Regions from separate parts of the Homo sapiens genome. Here all the other regions are linked to region 2. A link is an interaction called in ENCODE POLR2A ChIA-PET data of the cell type or tissue named here. Cell type or tissue: GM12878. All regions are shown on one strand. Links, peaks and the distances in the headings refer to the core of each region. The heading gives the core; the rest is flanking DNA.

Region 1 (5,673 bases), core at 729-4,728, 100 kb after region 2:
TTATTTAACTTGAGTTTATTACCCACCACGCTTTTATATTAAAATGTTCATTCATTTCTTTCTTATGTCTCCAGGTCGTGGTGTCTACGACAGTCAATGTGGATGGCCATGTCCTGGCAGTCTCTGATAACATGTTTGTCCATAATAATTCCAAGCATGGGCGGAGGGCTCGGAGGCTTGACCCCTCGGAAGGTACGCCCTCTTATCTGGAACATGGTAGGCGAATCATTTTCATTGGTTGGCATTGCTACTTTAACTGTGAATATATTTGGTTTCTTTCTTCCACTCCACCACATGTTCTATTCTGTTTCAAATTTCAAAAGTCTTTTTGAATAAGATTGGTCCTCTAGGGTTTTTTCTCTTCAACATATGGTGGCAAATATTTAAAGACAGGAAAATATCTCTGAGGCCCACCTTTCTTGTGGGACCACTCTCTACTCTGGAAATGGCTGATATTGCCTCCTTTCAGGTTGAGAGAAAGAAGGAGGCCTGGACCATTGCTTTATTCTAAGCTCCCACTGGATTACAAAATAAGGAAAGGCCAATCCAAGGGAAAAATAAGGAAAGGCCACACAATTTGGTATCACTAAAATTGTGATATATTTGACATGTTTATAATTGACCATTGAGGTTTTATAATGAACCCATCCTCTTTACCACCCTCCTGGTGTATCTCTGTGACCACCTGTTGAACTTCATTTGGAGATCAGGTTCAATGTCGAGGTTGGAGGTGCTTTCTGAATATGAAGCCCAGACCAAATGTCCCTCCTGTGCCCTGTACCTAACTCTTACCTCTTCACCATGTGATAGAACTTGCTGTCTGTAAGTAGACTTTGGTAGGGAGAAATCCCATTTGTCTTGAGAATTATGGCTAATCAGTGGTGCCTTTGAGAGGACTGAAGGAAACCAGATAAAAATTTGAATCAAGGAAAGTGAATGCCACTCAGAAGAACCATGGGTTGGGTTAGGGGCACGCCTGAATTTTTCAGTGCTGCATGTGTGTGTGTAATATATCCACTCTTCCTCCTCTCCACTCATCCATCCATCCGTTCATCTATCTATCCATCTATCCATCTATCCATCCATCCATCCATCCATCCATCCATCCATCCATCCATCCATCCGTCCATCCGTCCATCCAAGAATGAGTGACTGAGGCTCTGCTGGATACCAGTCACCATATTAGACTTTCTTCAATTGCCTCAAACTCTCAACCCATTTCCCTCACTTCCCTTTCCAGTTTGCTAGGGTCAGCAAGATTCTTTTCAGAACACTACCACACAAATGATCACCTGATTGCCTGCTTTTTTCCATGGGCCAGGAGTTGCCCATAATTTACAAGGTAGAAAACTCCCTTCTCTGCCAGCATCCCAATTTAATAAACACGCCACTCTCATCATTTTTGCCTGGCTTTTTCCCCTGTGCTTATGGAACACACGAACTGTACTTTTTATTAATTAGCCAGATGTAATGCTCTTAGAAGGGATTCTTCACCACATCCAGTTTTACAGTCTTTTTAAAGTAAACCATCATCTTTCAAAAGCTGCTTCTTTATGGTTTCATTAGTGCTGAGATGGATGGATATTACATTTTGCAGGAGGCCATTTCAAACACCTGCTCATGATTACATTCCTAGTTCCATTTCTGTACTTAAAATTATTCTGATCCTCACTTTACAGTAATGTTGTCTTTATAATACCCTTGGAGTCACTTAAGGCATTGTGTGACTAGAGGTGTTTAGGTGAAAGGAGGAAGAAAAAATTAGGGAAATACTCAGTGGGCATGATTTGGAGAGTGCTGCTTAAGGATTGAAGTTATGTTTTTGACTGTGGGTGGTTAGTTGCAATAGGTACTGCCCAGTCTGGTGACAGACTTGACTGTCAGTTTGAAATCTGGGTTCACACTTTCAAAATATGCTCAGGCCACACCCAGCTCCTATTTCTGCTCTTGGGAAGCCAGTGAGAAAGCTCCTGACACCAGGCAAATTATCCCTCCAACAAAAACCAAAAGCAAACATAGAATATAGCCTTCTCTAAAGGATCCCTCTAGGCAATGAGGATCAGTAACGTTATTTTGCAGCATGATAAAGGACTAGGTCTTGAAATAGGTACCAGGAACCCCAAATTCAATTTAGTTTCACTCTGGCCTCTATTTGACCTTGGACAAATCGCTTTAGCTTTTGGGATCCTTGATTTCCTCCTTGTTAAAATGAAGGTGATGATCTGTAGGAGAGTTTAAAAAAAAATCTGTGCTTTGGGTGGGGGCAGGTAATGTAGATAGGGAAGTGGGCTGGGTGGAGGCTGAGAAGACAGGCAAGTACACGCTCTGGTGCCCCTCGGCCCCAGCCAGTTGTTGCTAAGGGGAATGAGAGCCCAAGTGGGGCCAGATGTTCCAGTTTGGCAACAGTGAATTTTTAATTGTTGGTAACTAATTACAAAATTTTTGGACACTGAAGGGAGGAGAGGGGGAAAAAAGCCACTTAGGAAGAATGCAGCCACAGGTCAACAGTTTGAGACCTCTGGATCAACACAGCTCTAAGCTTCCTCCCAGCTCAGATATTCCCTCTTCTAAGAGTGTTAATATTTCAGTTGGGGTGTCATATTATTCTAAGTTTTAAAGTCAGCATTTTATTCACCTGCTTCAGTTTATGAGTCCACAGATGGCCATATTACTATATTTTTCAAAAAATGGTGACATTTCACTGTGTAAGTGGTTGGCCATCCTTGGGGACATAGGTATGTCCTATTTCCTTCAGCAAGGGGCTTTGCCTTCACCGAAGCCTTATTTCACTTCTCTCCAGTGGAAAGAAAGGGTAGACATGTTCAAATTCTTAGTAATGACAATAGCATAGAAATCTGCTTCTCTGCAGAGTGAGTCAACCAACCACACAAAACCACCCACTCATTTAGACACTTCAGGCTGACACATAAATATCTACTCAGCAAAGGATGACTATTGAACTCTTTCATTGGTAATGTGTGGGAGTGGACCTAGATGCTAATTCATGTTGATGTGAGGGTAATACTTTATTTTGCTGTTGAAAAGTCCTATTTCAAAATGCTCTGTTTAAAAGACTTTGAGAATCATACACCCTCATCCCTCTGTGTCTCCGCTCCCACCCCCCACCGCCTTCAAACAGCTACCGCATGGTGAGACGGCAAAGCATGTTCTCCTCTTGTGACCTGTGGGAACCTACGTTCTCCCCCATTCTGGACTTTTTACCATCTAATTTACAGGTAGCCTGAATTATTTTGGGCTATTCTGCAAATCTCTATTTATATCCTGCTTGTCAGACTGTTGGAGGAAGTTTCCTTTTGTGGCTCACCTTTCTGTGTATAAGTAGAGACAGAGATCGTGCTTTACATTCATGCATGGGCTTTCTTATGTGACCCATGGACTCGCAAACCCCTGTGCTCTGATAAATGACCCTGTAATTCAAGTATGAGAGTTGACAAAGGCAAATTTATTTCATAGACTCTTGCATGGTCCAAAGATAGTGAATCCTGGCATGCTATAGATCGTGGAAAATGGTCTTCCCCCGTACTTTCTCTTCATTCATAAATACCAAGATTTTCTTTGGCTGGATATTTATGGGACCATTTAGCCTAGTGAGGTTTCTTCTTTAAGCAATAGCTTTATGGAAGATGTACAGTCGTGGAGACAGGCAGCCTCAAAATGTAACTGCTCTCTCAGTTCCAATTTTTGAAAAAGCATGAGCTCGGGATGAAAGGAGCTGAGTGGCTGCCACAAGGCTATGTTCAGCGCTACCCTGTGTACTTGCCTTGTCTTCCAGTCATTTGGGCAAGTTCATGAAGACTGTGTTCTGGGGAGTCATTGAGGGGCCTGAGGAGTGTTGCTATTGGCATTGTTGTTCCCCTGAGTTCCAGGTTGTGTTTACTTGAATTCAAGGCCAACTGTGGCATCAGTTTCTCTGTTTCTTCCCCCTGTGGCAAAATGCGGTGCCCTCACAACACTGTGGTGCAGAGCCCCTGTCAGCTTGCATGCGCTAACACTTTATTATCTAATGATCTAATATGCAACAAGGCAAAGTGCCCGTGCTCATCATTCTGACATAGAATGCCGGGAGAAGTGACTAAATTACTTTATGTACCATTAGCGCTTGCAGCTATGGTGAACTCACAGGCAGCATTTATGCAAATGCCTGTGAATACACTCTAGTGGCTTTGTCAGGAAACCATCTGACAAGCAGTTTAAATGCTCATTTTTTTAAAGGGGATATATGTATTTTTTTATTTTGGTGTGCATGTGTTTTTCTCCTTTCCTCTCTTCTTTTTCTTTCCCTTCTCCCCTTTTTGGGCTTTTGGAGGACTTGCCTCCTCCATGGTGACTAGAGAAATGTGAGCACGTTCTAGAGCTCACCCACCAGTAGGAGCCATTTCCAGGAGTGGGATTAAGTCCCCAGTAGGGTATTCTTTAGATCTAGTTTTTTTTTTTTTTGTTATTGTTTTGAATATGTGCATCCTTCATATTTATTTGGAAAAAAAAACAATGGAACTATTAGTCAAGAGTTTTTAGAATATAAACATGTTAGTGTTCATGAGCTCTGACCTGGGGTCCTACTTATTTTTTTAGATTGAAGATAGATTCTTTAAAACATACTCAGTTTTTAAAAATGGAAAATGATTGAAATTTAGCTTTTGTGGGCATCAGATACAAATCAATTAAATTTCCCTTCAAAGTTATAATAAAGACTGCAACATAAAACATAAATGTGCCAAGATTTCAAGATAAATAAAAACAATAGTGGAGTTTGGTCACACTCAAAGTATTTTGAAGAATAAATACTGATGATAGACTCACTGGGCCCATCTCCTGGCTGTAATTATAGCTTTGGAGAAATAGAGTCAGGTGTTCACCACCACCAGTGAATTCTGACCTTTTGGTTGCAGTGTCACATTACAACTGTCCCTGACAATATGGTGGTGTTCTTGATCTTTAGCATATGACCTTCTATAATCCTTTTGATCCAGACAGAGGCAGTTTTTGCTTCTGTCAGTTGCCCCTGGGTGTCCAGCACCATTGACTTCCTGTGACCAGCTGCATTTAAATGTGTTTTTCATTTGTTTGGTTTTTTTGTTTGTTTGTTTTCATGTTTTTACGGAAATGTGGAGAAAGATGGTTTGAGCTTGGAGAGACTACCTCAAATTGAGCCTGTCTCTTTTCCCTTCTGTATAATATGGTCCTAACAAGAGGATAGAAGGAGGATCAGGCTCTCTGGCTGAAGTGGCCCTGGGAAGGTCACTTTGCTTCTGTGGGCCTCAGTTTTGTATGTCCAGTGAGAGCCAGGTGGGGTCCTCTCTAGGCTTCCTTTTAGCATGTACTATTTTATGGTGCTCTGAACTAAAGCTATTGGCACATGACTTTCTGCAGGAGGTGACTTTGGAGAAATAGAGCTTCCTGGGAACAGAGAAATCCACTGGCATTTTCTAATAGAACCCTTCCTCTGGATCTCCAGCCAAGGGATAAGGTGTCAATAAGGTGGACTTGAAATCGCTCATTCATACTAAGCAGGCACTACATGCCAGACATTAAGCTAGGTGCAGTAGGATAATGCAGACTCAGTCCTTGTCTTCACAGAATATATGATGTGAATAGAGAGGAGAGGTACTAAGCAAAATTAGAGTGGTGCATCAAAGGGGGACCACAAAAGCA
Region 2 (5,673 bases), core at 575-4,574:
GGGCTGCCTGAGCCCCAGGGTGAACCCAGGAGTGGAATGCTAGGGGATAAAAAGTTAGATGACTAAAAACTTTGTCTTGTCATTCTCACAAGGGACAATGTTTTGTGAATAACACATCTGAGCTGCGGAGAAGGTCTCAAGGGCTTAAAACTAGTGATTAAAACAGTACAACTCTGTGTGAATGTAGTTTCAAGTAAGACCATTAAAATGTTGCTGTACCCAAAAAAGGCTAAAAGAAAGAGGCAGTAAACAATGCCCAGGTTTGGCTTTTGAGCTCAGAGGTAATTGCTTTTGAATCTTCCTTTTGACTGGTCCATCACTAGTTCACGAAATTTGAGATTTGTTGATTCAGAATCATTGAGACTTGGATCTGAAAGGGACCTTACAGTGAAATGGGCTGGGCACTGGTTTTACACATGGGTACAATTTGAGACCCAGAAGAGGCGTGGCTTGTCCAGTTTCTTGATTTAAGCTATTTCCTCTAGAGCAGACTTAAGGAAACTAATAGTATATCCCTTTGGTATAACGTGGCTTTTTTCAAATCCCACCTCCCGCCACCCAGCACTTTCATTCTTTGCCCGATATTGCAGAAGCTCAGCAGAGCTACATGGCTTCAACAAAACTAAATTTCCTGTTTTGTAATAAAATTGATGGAGCGATCTGAGACCCACCCTCCATAATAAGGCAAAATTTCTTAAAATATTTTGAAAGTGGCAATATTTTCTCTAAGGAATAACTGAAAGATGGATTCATTTTCATCATTAAATATGGGATGAGAATGCCAGATAAGTTTTAATCTGTAATTTTAAGAGAAGGAGAGAGAGGAGGAGATGATTTTTATGGATAAAGTAAGGTTGGGGATATACTTTGAAAAGGAAGCTTTTCAGGCAGCTGTTAAAATCTTTAAAAAAATTTTACCCCCATTGGAAGGGTGTTACTTATCACCTGGACCTGGAGAATTTTAGAGCTTTAGGAATAAACTGACAGTTCTCTGATTCTGAGCAGTCTAGCTTTGCTTTGATGAAGAGGCTAACGCTCTTCCTGGGTTTTGCTGGAAAGCCCCAAGGCCTTCGGGCTCCACGGAGGGGCTTTCTGCGTTCAAATCGCCCCTCCTGCTAATAGACCACCTAATTGGCTAATTGTAGGCTCAGCCATTCATTTCGGCTGCAATTAGCCACTTACTTCTTACTTTGCAGATACAAGTGGCCACTTGAATTCTCAAAAAGTCCATTGTGAATTCAGTTATTTGTGTGTCTCATTCCACCTGGACAGAGAGTGGTTAGAAAAAAGAGTAAAATAAAATAAATGATAGTCCTTGAAATAAAATCCCTCTGAAATCTGGCTCAGGCTTTCTCAATTCTGAAGTGACAATAACCTGAACAGTTCTTTTTTCAAAAAATGCACATTAAACATAAGACACACATATATCCCAGTAACTGGAGACTTAATTTTTCTCTTAGTGTCCATAATGTAGAGCAAGACATACCCACCTGCTGTTTTTCAGCTTCTTAACTTTCCGTAAATCTACTTTTCCAACCCTTAGATCTGCTGTGTGTAATTTAATTGGCTACTGTACCTTTCTGTATAAAATGAATGTGCTAATTTCTAGAGTGATGCATTAATTCTCTTTGTTATCCACAAAATTCTGGAGAAATGGAAGATCTATTTTAAATGTCTGCCCCTTGCTGACTCTGTCTTCCAGCAAAGTGGAAGAACTATTGTTTTCCTACACCCTTTTGATGTGGTCGGTTATTGTTATGTTGGGTCAAAGGGACTTACCTGGGGGATGACAGATGCAGACACTCTGCCACCAGCTTCCTTAGAAGTGCACAATAGCAACCAAATCAAATCACTGAGAGGATACTGGGTAGAAAGTTGCTTTTGGGGAGAATTCTAGGAAAGAGAAGACTGTGACCTCTGTTACTGCACAATGTCAAGGACAGATGGGAAGAAGGTATGAATCAATATATGTCAACGGCACAGATGGTATAGCCATACAGTGTCCACATCCTGATTTTCTATCCCCTGAAACTGAAATTAATAATGCCTTCATTATAGGCAGTAGCTGCCAAGCAGCTGAGAGAACCCAGCACAACTAAGAGCACTGCTCTGAGCAAGGTGTTTGAAACAGGAGTTTTCGCTGTCTGTCTCTGTCTCTCTCTCTCTTTTAGAAGATTAGGAATGCTATGGATCGTGAGGCAAAAGGGAATCATCTTTTGATGCTGAGTTTTACAGGTTCAATAAACCAAAGATAGAGCAACTGTGGTTGCTTCGTGCTTTGCAATATGTTTGTGCCAGGGAATCTTTCCCCAGGTTCTGGCCATGTCATAAGGGAGAGGGTTAACTTTGCTGTGCCAATTATTGGGCTTGCGGTGTTGAAGATCTCAGACCAGGGTTGGAAGTGGAGTGCAAAGTAAAAATAAGCAACCACAAACCGCCAAAACAAGTATTGGTACATCTCTACAAGCTCCGGCTGGTAATGATGAATTCAGTATTCATCACATGGACTAATTAATGCACGCTAACACAGCCCAGTGCAATTTGCGAGTCACAGATTGCATTAGGTGATACAAATGACTCATTTGTGAACCTGAAGGATGACCTTTGGCAGGACTATCTGCTGACCTCAAAAATATTAAAGAAAGGTTATTTCACCTTGCCATTGTCTCCAAATGCCAAAATAGCCCAATTAAAAACCTTGACTTGGAACCATAGGAGCAGATGCGAGTCCTAAAGGGCATTAATTATTTTCAGTGTCAGCTGGTTGTATAACTGAGGCCAAATGAGAGTTTGGAAAGCTATTAAGGCAGTGTATTATATGCACTGGGTCTAAGATTTGAATTCAGAATAAGGTGTAGATTTCATCTATTTAGGCAAGCTGTATAGAATTTGTGCTGGCTGTCCTGTTAAGGATTAAGGGCTAACATAGGCGAAACGAAGCTCATCACCCTTGCTGGGTTCTTCCCTCTGTAATCATTCATCTATTTTCCTAAGTCTATTTGCAGAACCATCATTAGTTACCATATTGTGAGGTCAAACGCATAAACGTGTGCAGCATTAGCTTGCTTCCAAGTGGACTTTTCTCCCTCTCTACAAGTCTAAGCACTGCAAATGATCCTGTACTATTTCCACCCCCAAATGTGGTGACAGATGAAGATATGTACCCAAGCTAGGTTCCCATATGGCTAATTTCTACATTTGTTTTAACAACATGCAGATTTTTAGGCAAATTAAAACACAGGGACTTCCATATTCATGGCATCCTCTCCAGTGCTGTCATCCCTTCCACCAAGTGGGTTTCAGGGAGTCACGCTGGTGCCAGAGCCTGCACTAAAAGGAAAAGGGGCAAGCATATCTATGAGGTGTGATTGACTCACAAGAGTTCCTGTTAAAAAAAAATGGAGCCAAGTGCAGTGGCTCATGCCTATAATCCCAGCTACTTGGGAGGCTGAGAAGGGAGGATCATTTGAGCCCAGGAGTTGCAGGCTGCAGTGAGCTATGATTGCACCACTGCACTCCAGGCTGGGCAACAGAGCAAGACTGTGTTTCTTTAAAAAAAAAAAGAAGAAAGAAAAGTTCCCTTGGCATTGCCTGCTGCACATGCCTTTCAAGTCACTAACTTTTACTGTGGACACTGGCCACCAAGGCCTGCCATGTGTCCAGTAGGTACAAAGCAGAGGTATTGGAGGGCAGGGAACGACATATTCTTTTCAGCCTCTTTAGAGCTGAAGTTTCAGATTCTGGTTCACCTTCACATCCAGTTGAAAGGGATGGAAAAGGTAGAACAATATGATAGGAAGTCCAGGGGTTTGGGGACCAGACAAATCTGGGTTTGGATCTCAGTTTGGTTATTTAGTTGCTGTGTAAACCTGAGCATGTCCCTAACTCAGCTTCAGCATCCTCACCTCAATCATGATACCTGATAGGATTGTTAAGAAGATTACATTAAGCATATGTGTGTATACACACACACATACACACACACACACACATATGTATATAATGAGCACCTTTTTTGGAATACATCTTTCTAAATATTGATGATTTGTAATTTCTCATATATATATGTTGCAAGTTATGTACACATATACCTAAAGAGGTGCTAGGATATCATGGTTATTGTTATTTTTATTGTGGGGAATTTATAGACAGTTTTCAGAGATCTGATTTTTTTCCTCTAGATTTTTCTTTCTGTCCTTTTGTGGGGCTATGGGCAATGCATATAGCAGAAAAACACAGCTTAGAAATTAGAGTCCTGTCTTTAAAGCCCTGTTCAGTTGGAAAGTTGCTTAATCTTGATAAACTTCAGATTCCTATCTGTAAATTGGGATAATAATATGTACCGTCGTGTTTTTTGAGAGGATTAAATGAGATAATCGATGCATATGGTGCTTGGCATTTGGTAGGAGTTTGATCAATAAATGCAACTTTACTCTCCTTGCCCTCAGAATATTCCTATCCTTTGTCCCCACATATGCTGTTAATAAGCCTTTAGTTGAGAGAAGATGTGGTTCTGTTTCAGGTTTCCCAGGCTAGTTCCCTGGTGTTTATTTATTCAAAAAAATGAGCACCGTTGTTGGAATATGTCTTTGCTAGACATTGATGATTTGTAACTTCTCATTCTCAAAGTTGAAGGGAGATCTGCTTTTTCATTTGGTGTCTTTATGTTTCTCTGTTGTTTTCCAGCACATTATTTGGTGACATCCCATGTTATAGATTAAAATATTGCAGGCATCAAGATTGTTCTCACTGGCCTCTCAGATATGATTGGTGTTATCTATGAGATAACCCTCTCCGGGGATTTTCTCCTCTGGCTACTTAGACCACATGTTACCCAAGCAACATGAGTACCATGTTCCCCCTACAAGGTTGTTATTATTCCAAACTTCCATTTCAAAAAAAAAAAAAATCTTAATTTCATCCTAAGACCCTCATAAATGCCAGCAGCTGATGAAAGCAGGTTTGTTTCTTGCTCTTTGGGAGGTGGCCACCCATGTCAGCACTGGAGAGTGTCTGCACATCCTCGCAGGCCCAACAAGTGCTAAACAGATGGAGTGAGTTCAGAGCTGAATTACCAAGGAGAAAATTCTGTTCTTTCACCAAATGTGATTTTTAACAGCCATTTGCAAAGAACTCTAGGCCATGGAATATTGGAAGGGTTGGCTTCATGGATAATGAATGCCTTAGTTGAAAGCCCATTCAAACTCTGTCAGCAGCTAATTTCTATATATAAGCCCTCCCTTAACCTAAATTTCAAGAAAGCAAGCATGCATTTCTGAATGCATGGGCTGACTTTGTACCAGAACGGAGCTTCCTATTGGACAGTAACTTGCCCTAATTTTGGTATGCCTTGCCCAGCACACAGGATGCTGCTCTGAGTATTTGGTAAATAAATAATAACTTCAGTGTTAGTCCATTCTCTCCAGAGATGAACCAATGTAAAGTAAGGGTAAGTGTGGGGAGTGGAGAGAGATGGGTGAGAGGTGGGTTTAGTTACATGAGCCCTCAGATAACCTTATCATAAAGTGGCTTAACTATACACACAGTGTTCCACTGAGGGATCAGTAAATTATTAAATCTCAGTTTCTCAGTCTTTCTGTCTTAGTCTCAATCTCTTTATCTCTTACTAATTCTCTGTCTCGTAACACTAATGGTAATCCATTCTTCCCCAGT
Region 3 (5,673 bases), core at 729-4,728, 170 kb before region 2:
GCTGCGGCGAGACGCCGAGCATGTTTTCCATCCATTCCCACCTGCCCTGCTAGCTGAGACGTGAGATTCGAGGGGTGCCGGAATATAACTGTGGGTTCTACTCCGCGAAGGTGGGTTCACTTCATCCACCGCCACTTTTCTTCCTCCCCACGCAGTGCGTGTCAGGTAGGAGTAAATGCTTATAGAGTTTCATCTCGCGCGCAAAACCCAAACAAAACTTTCACACCTCTTCAGCGAGTTCTGAGGACGCACCCGTCCTTGGCGGAGAGGACGAGGACATGAGGGGACATGTGTGTCCCGTTGTCAGCTGGGTCTATGTCGCCTGAAGGGGCGTGAAGAGCGCCCACTGGATGTTTTGGGGGAAGAGGAGGTGGGTGTTTGAGGGTTCGAGTGTGTGTACAGGGTGACAAGGGGCGCGGGTCGGCGTCCGGTTTAGCCATCTAACTCTGCGTCTTTGGCCGCAGCGGGGTGGGTCTGGCCCGGGCTCACTTTGAGAAGCAGCCGCCTTCCAATCTGCGGAAATCCAACTTCTTCCACTTCGTCCTGGCCCTCTACGACAGACAGGGCCAGCCCGTGGAGATCGAGAGGACAGCGTTTGTGGGGTTCGTGGAGAAGGAAAAAGTAAGTGGGCGCAGCGCTGTCGCCCCTCGTCCCCGGCTCGGCTCGGGAGCAGGCCCGGGAGCCTTGGGCAGCGCGCCCTTCCTTGAGTGCAAAGCATCCATAACACACTTCTATGTGGGGGTCCCCCAAGCCACTTCCCATCCCAGACGAACCCAGGGTCCTGGTCCACTGGCTCCTTCTCCAGAAAAGTTCGCACGGAGCCCCCAGAGCTAGAGAGAGGCAAGCCTGGCTCTACAATCCACAGCCATGGGCACCCGGAATGAACCCGCCCTCCACTACCAGATTACGCACCGCCTGCCTCTGGTGGCCGGGGCACGAGCCCCTAGGCCCTGGAAAGAGGATAGCCTGTGTGCGCCCGACGGAATTTTCTTTTGGGAGAGAGGGAGCAGTCAGGAACAGGGGGCGGAGGAGGGATCACAATTGGCCACAATTTCTGCTGCTACCGTGGCTGCCTGGCTCGCCAGCGGGGGTCCCGGCTTGGGGAAAGTTGCCTCGAAAGTTGGTCCACTCGCTCACGCAGACCTCTCTCCTGCATCTCTTGTGTCTTTGCGTCCTGATGCAACCCAGGAAGCCAACAGCGAAAAGACCAATAACGGAATTCACTACCGGCTTCAGCTTCTCTACAGCAATGGTGAGGCCCGGGTCGGGTCTATGGCCTCACCCTGGGGCTCCGGGTCTGGGCAGGGGGCGCAGGGAGCTCCAGGTGGACGAAATCCTCCAGCGAAGGTCAGTCATCCGCTTTATTTGAGGTGAACCAGCCTCTCCTAAATTTCGCCCCAGGAGGTTTCACCTGAGGAGGCTCCTAGTGGCCCAAGAGCCTTATCGGTCTCGCGTTTACCTGGGGCCAGGTGTAGTGCCTCATCCCTCCCTGAGCCACTTTCATTCTTCCTCCCCTTCCTGAGGCCTGTTCCTTTGGCTTGGCCCAGGCTGCAGGCCCATGGCCCCTTGGGCTTAGGGGCTGAAGGGTCATGGCCTTGAAGGCTGTGTGCGAGAGCAGAGGGACTCTTGCCGTGAGAACAGACAAGTCGGGGTACCCCCATCCCAGTCCCAGCTGCAGAACTTGGCGTCTGGCTTCCAGGAGCGCTAAGGCAAGGCCAGCAGCACCTCTCTGGACACTGGGGAAGGGAGATCGTGGCTGTATTTTCCAGGACAGTGGGAGTTCCAATCAGCCTTGGAGCCCCTTTCGTGATATGTGTGTGGGGGTTTTGTTGTTATTTTTTGTTGTTGTTAATTATTGTCCACCCACCCTCCGTAACCTCTCACTTAATTCTCCTCCCTTCCCCCATTTCCAACCCTAGGGATAAGGACGGAGCAGGATTTCTACGTGCGCCTCATTGACTCCATGACAAAACAAGTAAGTTTCTTGATTTTGGGCCACGGGGGGCTCTATGTCACAAAATTCAGGGCAGTCAAGAAGCTAGTTGCTCCACCGCAGGTGGGCTGGGACTCTAACTCTAAAAGCCAGCGGGGGCGGCTCAGACCAAACTTGCACGGCCTTCCAGTGTCCATTCATGCGCTTGCACCGCCGCGTGGGGATGAGGGCTCGACGCGCGCGCGTCCCTCCAAGGGAACTCGGGCCTTGTGAATTAAGACTGCAGGGTGCTGAGTGGCGAGAAAAAGGGCTGAATTTCCTCTGACCCGGCCAGGGAGCCCCGAAGGGCTCAAAGGTGCCCAGGGACCCTGGTGCGGAGTGGGCTGAACCTTTGAAACCCAAGCAAGCCAGGCCTCCCCGGGAAGCAGAGGGGCGAGGGGCTGAGGGGGCGGAGGAGGGGTGGCAGAGGCGGCTTCCCCAGGAATGATGAGATGGGCTGAGAGCGCAGATGACCATTCTGCAGATTTGTTTTCAAAGGGAATGATGGTGAAGGTAGTGTTGAAAGAGGGAGCGACAATTGTTAGAGGATATTTTGCAAAAACCCTCCTGCTTTTGCCTCCAAGTTTGGCAGGAAGCCAGGCAGCATGAGTGAGCTTGTGGTCTTAAAGGTACATAGACGGCATTTTCTTAAGCTCCCAACACGCGGGTGTCAAGCAGTATACATTAAGGTTGAGTTATGGTTTAAAAGATACAATTATGAGCCGAGTCAGAAAAGAGGCCTGACGTTTTAATGAGGCACAGGAGCTTTTTCCCCTTCTTCTTAATTTTAAGAAAAAGTTTAGTTTCAGAATTAAGTAGCTGGTTAGGTAGTTGGAGGAGTTAGTAGCAGAAAAAAGAAGACAGCTTTATTGGGTGGGGGAAAGAAATTAGAACAAAGAAAAAAGTTATCCATTGTGTACTAACCAGCAATTTAGCAAGAGGATTAAAATTTATTTACTTGATTGTGATTTTAGAATGTTTCCTTTAAAATAAGAGAAATGATTTTCTTTCATAGATATTGGCTGAGAAAGTTTCAAATTAGGGTATATATGCATATTTAAAAATTATTTTTAGATACACCACGGCTTAAATATGTGGTAGAAATGTCACATTAATAAGCTGTTGGGCATTTTAAAAATCTAATCTTCAAGAACCAATTTATTAACAGCTATTTTTGATGATCACTTTCATATTTCGATATGACACAAGTAGAAAGCAAGAGTATGAAATCTATTTTTTAAAATAAAAATAAAGATTGAAATATATTTCATGTTATTTGCCTAAAATATTTGGCTTTCTTAAAAATCTGTTTATTTCTCAGTTGATTGCTCAGAGTAAATCACCATTTATAATTTTTGGTCTTGGTTTTATTTTCTTTAATGGATTTAATAATTGCATAGGATAATTCACTTTCATTTGGACACTGTGTTTTTTTTTTTTTTTTTTTTTTTTTTTTTGCCTTCCAAGGCAGAAACACAAAAGCCTGATTTTTAATAACTTTTTTTCTTTTGCGATGTCAAAATAAAAATGTCTTAAGTGGAGTTTTGTTTTCAAAAATTGCCTTTGATACCCTGGATATCCTTTCCTGCCATTCTCATTACAGGAAAAAAAAAAAAAAAAAAGTTGGGAGGGAGAGGGGGAAAGTAGGAACTCTAAGACATACTCTATGTGTATTTATTAGGATTTACTTTCTAAAAGATAAAAGGCACACATACACAAATCAGTACATAAGGCCTGTCTGCTTGTGCAACATTGACCAATGAAATATTAAATTATAGGTAGCACTATGAAATGAACAATTGTAAGAAGCACAGAATTAAGACATGTTTGAAGTGATTAATCGCTCTATGAATTAAACCTCCTCAAAATTTTATTTTAAGTCTCTCTAGTCAAAAAGTGCCACTACTAATTGATTTTCCCATTATGGGATGAACTTACCTTATACTCATATAAAAATGGGGGAGAATCATCTTTTGATATTTTTAAAGCAATACATCAAATATCATTTTACTAACAAGGTCATAGAGCTTAAGAAAAACTGCAGCTTAAGGCATTCTTTGACCACTTGGTGTCATAAATTCTATCAGGAAAGAGGGAGGAAGAGAGAGAGAAAGAGAGAGAGAGGAATAAGAACAAGATTAGTTTTATTTTCGATAATAGCACTTATGAGAAAGTCATTTGCCATAATATGACATCTCAGTAAAAGTCAAAATTATAAATGCATGCAATGATATATTTTGGTGGGGAGTGGCCTGAGAAAAGGTTGAATAATTATCTAAGTCTAAAAAATATCAGGAAAAGGAATATTTCAAAGCTTACCTGTGTGCTTTCATAATAATTGTTTAACCACCTCTCTGTAGCTTTCACTTTGAAAGGCAGTTCCTACTCATTATCCAATTGCTTGTTCTTTGATTATGTGCTGCAAGAGTTTTGGAAGTAGGTTAGCTTCTTGTCTACAGGGTTAATACAATGGCCTCCAAAAAGCAGATAGATGAGCGTGAAGAAGCTTAACTTTCCCTAGGTGTGACATAAAAATAATTGATATTTAGCCTTAATGAGTAAAACAGTTAATTTTCCTCTAGCTTGAAATTATTCTATCATAATTAAATACCAAGTCTGATTTAAAATTTCTTGAATCTTTGATTTTAGTTTAATATACAGTGGCTCCTTAAATCAGATGTAAGTCTTGATATAAACTGATGGATTAAATGATTACATTTTTTTTTCCTGTGAAATTCTTCCTCATACATTATGGATTTTGATAATTATTTAGAGTACAGAATGAAACACTTCTGGTCTGATAAGTTCTGATAACATCATCAATTGTGGAAGGAATACCTAGCCACTGTTCAAGTGTCTTTTCTTAGCTGCCTGTTTATTATAACATTTTTCCTATCAGAGATGCAGCTTTATGTGAGTGATGTCATATTCTTGACTAGAAAGTGGGGTTAAAACTCAAAAGGAATTTTGGACAAGCAAAATTTAAAACTATTTTTGCATTCTACATTTCCATAAACTGTTCTTGATCTTGGGTGGGATTAGCAGCATTGAGATAGAAAAGAAATGTACTCAATCAACCAAGATGTGTTGGTATGACACAGTATTTCACACCTTTTCAAAGTGTCTCATTAGACTATTTTGGGTAATGACTCTTAATTTTTGGACTCTACCAGGAAAGATGAAGCTTCATTAGAAATGAATATATAAGAATCTGAGATCCCTTATCCCTATGCCTTCATTGTAAAGCACACAGGATATAATATTTTAAAAATTCACCCACCAACTAGAAAATAAGAGGCTTGCTTTTGGGAAGGGTTGTTCAAAACCAAGTTTAGCTGGACTAAAAATAGTTTGTTTTCGTGTCATTACTGTTTTTGGTATTCCATTAGTGAGCATGCAGAATGCCCTGTAGGACCCAGAAGTTTATGGCTGCTGCATCCAGAAACAATATCTACTGCAGAAGCTCAAATGAATCCAGTGGGGGAGGTCTGAGGTTTAGTGGGCATCCTTTCAGATTTTCATGTAGTATTTGAAATATGATTACATTCTGTGATTGCTATAGTGAGTTATATATCTTTAAATAGTTTTTTTTAAGTTTAGCTTATCTCCCCTCTTACCATCTTGCTTTAAAAGAGTGATATTTTATAATTCAAAGAAAAGATACCAAATTGTATTAAGTTATCAAAACAAAACACTCTTCC

What was found. Peaks named below come from ENCODE experiments on the same cell type or tissue, not always from the same donor. Only the 100,000 strongest peaks of a DNase experiment are listed, where the experiment ranks them.
Region 1: POLR2A ChIA-PET joins it to region 2 with 5 read pairs; 1 of 35 experiments calls an interaction of 5 or more read pairs at or near these places.
Region 3: POLR2A ChIA-PET joins it to region 2 with 6 read pairs; 3 of 35 experiments call an interaction of 5 or more read pairs at or near these places.

The regions. Positions count from the first base shown.
Region 1 is chr5:158,817,719-158,823,391 of GRCh38, reverse strand. It overlaps EBF1 (EBF transcription factor 1), which reads left to right. Exons shown (of 16, transcript NM_024007.5): 8 at 75-216. Among named protein-coding and RNA genes, the nearest start is that of EBF1, 280 kb to the left of the region's middle. In GM12878, for the core only: no CTCF peak of the experiment used is centred there; DNase peaks (open chromatin) are centred at 1,925, 2,281, 2,921, 3,281 and 1 weaker place; H3K4me3 peaks cover 2,076 bases; H3K27ac peaks cover 3,251 bases.
Region 2 is chr5:158,918,473-158,924,145 of GRCh38, reverse strand. The region is part of intron 6 of EBF1 (EBF transcription factor 1); the gene reads left to right. Among named protein-coding and RNA genes, the nearest start is that of EBF1, 180 kb to the left of the region's middle. In GM12878, for the core only: no CTCF peak of the experiment used is centred there; a DNase peak (open chromatin) is centred at 2,507; H3K27ac peaks cover 1,842 bases.
Region 3 is chr5:159,091,922-159,097,594 of GRCh38, reverse strand. EBF1 (EBF transcription factor 1) reads left to right here. Exons shown (of 16, transcript NM_024007.5): 2 at 465-621; 3 at 1,189-1,252; 4 at 1,920-1,975. Among named protein-coding and RNA genes, the nearest start is that of EBF1, 5.2 kb to the left of the region's middle. RefSeq lists enhancers at 1-42, 937-1,830. In GM12878, for the core only: no CTCF peak of the experiment used is centred there; a DNase peak (open chromatin) is centred at 2,630; H3K4me3 peaks cover 2,391 bases; H3K27ac peaks cover 1,766 bases.